2 separate regions of the Homo sapiens genome follow, and region 1 is linked to region 2. Evidence: read pairs that join two places in POLR2A ChIA-PET (ENCODE). Cell type or tissue: B cell. All regions are shown on one strand. Links, peaks and the distances in the headings refer to the core of each region. The heading gives the core; the rest is flanking DNA. Region 1 has its middle 14 kb from the start of RASD2. Region 2 has its middle 9.0 kb from the start of HMOX1.

Region 1 (2,910 bases), core at 162-2,661, 160 kb after region 2:
GCGACTGAGGGCCTGCTGTGTCCTCAGCACTGTGCTCTAGCACACCTTATATGCCCTCTCTTTTTCTTTTCTTTTTATTTATTTATTTATTTATTTATTTATTTATTTATTTATTTGAGACAGAGTCTTCCACTGTCACCCAAGGCTAGAGTGCAGTGGCACAATTTTGGCTCACTGCAGCCTCAACTTCCCAGGCTCAAGCGATCCTCCCGCCTCAGCCCTGCAAGTAGGTGGGACTACAGGCACGCCCCACCATGCCTGGTTAATTTTTTAAAATTTTAGTAGAGATGAGATCTCGCTATGCTGCTCAGGCTGATCTTGAACTCCCGGGCTCAAGTGATCTTCCCGCCTCGGCCTCCCAAAGTGCTGGGATTACAGACGTGAGCCACCTTCCCGGCCTATGTACCCTCTCTCAATCTCTCAGCAGCCCTGTTTTACAGATGGAGAAATCAAGGCTTTGCGGGGGGATTTGGTGACTTGGCCAAAGTCAGATTGCCTGACGTGCAGAGTTGGCCTGGGACTGCTGGAAGTTTTTCCCGCCTGGAACATTCTTCCTGCATCCAACTCCCCCTCCTGCAGAAAATCTCCCCCAGCAAGCCAGCCCAGCTGCGTGCGCTGCTGCCCCCTAAATTTCCTGTGATTGTGACTTCTGAACTGGATGTCTTACTGCATCTGACCTTCGGTAGCTCGAGAACTGTTCATAGGCCCCTGGAATCCGCACTGGAAAAGGCCTCCGTAGTCAACGCTCCAAGCCTCCATTGGCTTTTTAGATTCCCTGAAAGGCATCCCAGCTGTGCTGAACACTGACACCAAAAGGGAATCAGTCAATCACTGCTCCTTTGAACGGAGTTTGTGGCTTGACACTTCTTCACTGCAGAATCTCTTAATGGACGGAACCAAGTCTTCACTTCTCTCTTTCATATCCTGTAGCGGGTAGTGCAGTGCTGGGCCCACTAAGAGATGGCAGAAGCACAGCATAAGTTAGTTGCAAGAGCATAGAATCACCATCTCTTTTGACAGGTGAGGAAATTGAGGCCTAGATTGCTGGGGGCTTGCCTACAGTCACACAGTGAGTGGTGGACAGAGCTGGAACAAGGACTCAGACCCCTTCCTAGCCCAGAGCTCTACCCACTCTTTGCTGGCCTTGGGTCTTGCTCCTCCCAGCAGATTTGGGTGTTCCCTCCACAGTGCTCCCCAAGGGCCTTGCACAGACCGCTGTGAAAGCATGTACCAGAATCTGTTGTCACAAAATACGCAGGGTTTTGGAGACCAGGGACCTCGTGTCATGTCTCCGGACCTACGGCTTCTTCTGTAAGCCTGGCCCACAGAAGGCACCAGGAAATGTTGGAAAAAGGCAGGAGAAGAGGGAGGGGGGCAGAGGAAAGAGGGATGGAGGAGCAGCAGGGGATGGCAGGGGCCTCCACTGTGAGGGGGGTCCCCCAAGACAGCCTGTCATTACAGCCGAGTCAGAAGGAACTGTGACCTGGTTGACTGTGAGCAGGAGGTGTCTGAATACGGCTTTGTAACAATCATGGTAATATAGAGTTCACAAATACACTCTGCTTTATCCGATTCCCAGTGCTTGTTGCATTTGGTTTGCACAACACAGGAGGCATGGGGCTTGTATTATGTTGATTTTGCAGGTGAGGAGACTGAAGCTCAGTAAGGTCCCGCTGTTAATTAAAGACAGAGCTTGAACTATTGAACCCACACCTACCAGTTTGTAGCCAGAATCGTTTCTGCCATGACATATTTCCTTCCTTCCTTCCTTCCTTCCTCTTTCTCTCTCTCCTTCTTTATATATATATATATATATATATAGACAGAATTTCACTCTCGTTGCCCAGAACTGGAGTGCAATGGTGTGATCTCGACTAACCGCAACCTCCACCTCCCGGGTTCAAGCAATTCTCTTGCCTCAGCCTCACGAGTAGCTGAGATTACAGGCATGCACCACCACGCCCGGCTAACTTTGTATTTTTAGGAGAGACGGGGTTTCTCCATGTTGGCCAGGCTGGTCTTGAACTCCCAGCCTCAGGTGATCCTCCCGCCTTGGCCTCCCGAAGTGCTGGGATTATAGACGTGAGCCACCGTGCCGGGCCCATTCATTCTTTCTTTCACTTCTTTCATGACTAGCTCACATTCTTAGGCGTGTTGTTGCTTTTCCTTGAACACGCCAAGCACAGGCCCTCTGGGGCATCTGCACTTGCTGTTCCTCTGCCTGGGATGTTCTTCCTACTGCCATGCCCACCTGACCCAGCCCTTGCTTCGCTCTGTTTCAGTGTCACCTCCCTGACCACCTGTCCCCAACAGCTCCCCCATTACCCTCTCACACACCTGAGCCTGCACCATTTTTCTTCATAGACCCAATCACTCCCTGACTTTATATTGTTATTATATGCTATTTACTGTATTATATTCTGTTTTATAGCTATTTGATTAATTACCTCTTCCCTCTAGAACATCAGCTCCTTGAGAGCAGGGTTTTGTCTCTGTTGTCCACCATTCTATTCTCAGCACCTAGATCCATGCCCAGCACATAGTAGGTGCTTAAATACGTTTCTGTTTACTGAATGAATAAGCACCTATTATGTGCCAGAACCTACTCTGGATTCTGAGAATACGCACATGATTACGTTGATCTCCTGCCTCTAAGATGCTCATAGCAGACAGACAAAAATGGGTCACCAGGGCTGGGCATGGTGGCTTACACCTGTAATCCCAGCACTTTGGGAGGCCTAGAAGGGTGGATCACCTGAGGGCAGGAGTTCCAGACCAGCCTGGCCAACATGGAGAAACCTGTCTCTACTAAATACAAAAAATTATTGGGGCATGGTGGCAGGCCCCTGTAATCCCAGCTACTCAGGATGCTAAGGTAGGAGAATCACTTGAACCCAGGAGGTGGAGGTT
Region 2 (2,910 bases), core at 240-2,739:
ATTACTTAAGGGACCAAGGAGTTTGAGACCAGCCTGGGCAACATAGTGAGACCCTGTCTCCATCAGAAACACAAAAAAATTAGCCAGGTGGACGTGGTGGCACAGGCCTGTGGTCCTAGCTACTTGGGAGGCTAGGGTGGGAGGATCGCTTGAGCCCGGGTGATGGAGGCTGCAGTGAGCCGAGATCGTGCCACTGCACTCCAGCCTGAGTGACAGAGTGAGACCCCATCGCAAAAAAAAAAAAAAATAAGTCAAGGATGATGATGATATAGACTCAGGGAATATCATTAAGTGAACGAGAAATTATCTTTATTCCCCACTTTTAACATGGGGAAACTGAGGCCCCAGGAAGACAACCAAGTATTGGCTGAATTGAGCTGAGGGAGATCTCAAATCACTCAATAGCGACCACCACCTTCCCAGGCAGCTATCGAAGTTCCCATAATGGGCAGATGGATCACCTGGGGTCAGGAGTTCGAGACCAGCCTGGCCAACATGATAAAACCCCATCTCTACTAAAAAAATACAAAAATTAGCCGGATGTGGTATAATTACAGCTGTAATCCCAGCTACTAGGGAGGATGAGGCAGGAAAATTGCTTGAACCTGGGAGACAGGTTGCAGTGAGCCGAAATCACGCCACTGCACTCCAGCCTGGGCGACAGAGCAAGACTCGTCAAAAAAAAAAAAAAAAAAAAGGCCGGGTGCGGTGGCTCACACCTGTAATCACAGCACTTTGGGAGGCTGAGGCAGGTGGATCACGAGGTCAGGAGTTCAAGACCTGCCTGGCCAAAATGGTGAAACCCCCATCTGTACTAAAAATACAAAAATTAGCTGGGCATGGTGATGGGTGCCTGTAATCCCAGCTACTCGGGAGGCTGAGGCAGAGAATTGCTTGAACCCAGGAGGCAGAGGTTGCAGTGAGCCAAGATCGTGCCACTGCACTCCAGCCTGGGTGACAGAGCAAGACTCCATCTCAAAAAAAAAAAAAAAAAAAAGTTCCCACGGTGCTGCCGAGCCTGTGATTGGCAGAGGCATTGTTTATTCGTTCAAGGTTTTTTGTTAAGGGACCCGGTGAGTATCAACTACTAGGCAGTTCTCACTTCTGCTCACTTCTGGGCTCACTTAAGCCTACCAGCAGCCCTGAAGGCTGTTAACCACCCTTTAGAGCTTAGAGAGTCGAAGAGGCAGGGGCCAGGTCCTAAAGAAAGGCACACTGTCCCCAGAGCCTGGGGCGCGATGCCACCCGCCCCCCCCCCCCCCGCCCAGGCGTACCCCCCCTTACCCCGCCCCCCACCCGCTCGCCGCGCCCAGCCCATCTGGCGCCGCTCTGCCCCTGCTGAGTAATCCTTTCCCGAGCCACGTGGCCGTGTTTTTCCTGCTGAGTCACGGTCCCGAGGTCTATTTTCGCTAAGTCACCGCCCCGAGATCTGTTTTCGCTGAGTCACGGTCCCGGTGTCTGTTTTCGCTGAGTCACGGTCTAGAGATTTGTTTTCCTCAGAGTTCCAGCTGCTCCAGGTTTAATCCCCTGGGGCAAAGTCCGGACTGTCCGGCTGGAGTCTGGAGTCGGGACATGCCTCAGCCAGCACGTCCTCGGCCTCGTCTGGGGCCTGAATCCTAGGGAAGCCATAGCAGCTCCTCCACCCTTCCTCTCACTCCTCCTCTAGCCTCTTGCTACTCCCCGCACCACTGTTTTAGGGAACCTCTATCTCCCGACGGCCTGCCACGGGCCAGGCGCTGTGCTGGGGGCTTCACACTTTAAATCGCTGTTGAGCGGGGCGCGGGGGCGCTGCAACCTAAAGGTGGGAGCTACTCAAATGGAGGGGCATCTGTTAAAATGGCCGGCCTGTCATTTTCAAAAACTTCAAGGCCGGGCGCGGTGGCTCACGCCTGTAATCCCAGCACTTTGGGAGGCCGAGGCGGGCGGATCACGAGGTCAGGAGATCGAGATCATCTTGTCTAACACGGTGAAACTTCATCTCTACTAAAAATAGAAAAAATTAGCCGGGCGTGGTGGCGGGCGCCTGTAATCCCAGCTACTCAGGAGGCTGAGGCAGGAGAATGGCATGAACCCGGGAGGCGGAGCTTGCAGTGAGCCGAAATCGCGCCACTGCAGTCCGGCCTGGGCGAAAGAGCAAGACTCCGCCTCAAAAAAAAAAAAAAAAAAAAACTTCAAAGGCTGAGGAACCCAAAGAGGCAGGACAAGTGAATGCAATGCAACCTCTTGGGCTGGAACCTGGACTGGTAAAACGGCTAAAGAGGAGGTTATTGGGGCAATAGGGGACATTTGAATATAGGCTTTATATTGAAGGAGTTCAGGATATGCCACCCAAAATGTGCCACTTTGGATTAAGGATCATTATTATTATTATTATTATTATTTTGAGACAGGGTCTCTGTCACCCAAGCTGCAGTGCAGTGGCACAATCTCGGCTCACTGCAACCTCTGCCTCCTAGGTTCAAGCGATTCTCGTGCCTCAGCCTCCCAAGTAGCTGCGATTACAGGTGTGTGCCACCACTCCCCATTCATTGATTAAGGATTATTTTGAGCTGGCCAGGCGTGGTGGCACATGCCTGTAATCCCAGCACTTGGGGAGGCCACTGTGGGGGGATTGCTTGAGCTCAGGAGTTCCAGACCAGCTTGGGCAACGTGGTGAAACCTTGTCTCTACAAAAAATACAAAATATAAAAAATTTGCCAGGCATGGTGGTGCATGTCTATAATCCCAGCTACTTGGGAGGCTGAGGCAGGAGGATTGCTTGAGCCCAGGAGATTGAGGTTGCAGACCACTACACTCCAGCCTGGGAAACAGAGTGAGACTCTGTCTCAAAAAAAAGGATTATTTTGGGATAAAGGCACTTTAAAAACAAACAAACAAAATCAGGTGCAAAAAGGTTGCTGTGGGTTGGGC

The links. ChIA-PET counts read pairs that join two places held together with the same protein. Peaks named below come from ENCODE experiments on the same cell type or tissue, not always from the same donor. Only the 100,000 strongest peaks of a DNase experiment are listed, where the experiment ranks them.
Region 1: POLR2A ChIA-PET joins it to region 2 with 5 read pairs; 3 of 35 experiments call an interaction of 5 or more read pairs at or near these places.

The regions. Positions count from the first base shown.
Region 1 is chr22:35,525,844-35,528,753 of GRCh38, forward strand. No RefSeq gene overlaps it. Among named protein-coding and RNA genes, the nearest start is that of RASD2, 14 kb to the right of the region's middle. In B cell, for the core only: no CTCF peak of the experiment used is centred there; no DNase peak of the experiment used is centred there.
Region 2 is chr22:35,370,640-35,373,549 of GRCh38, forward strand. No RefSeq gene overlaps it. Among named protein-coding and RNA genes, the nearest start is that of HMOX1, 9.0 kb to the right of the region's middle. In B cell, for the core only: no CTCF peak of the experiment used is centred there; DNase peaks (open chromatin) are centred at 1,102 and 1,422.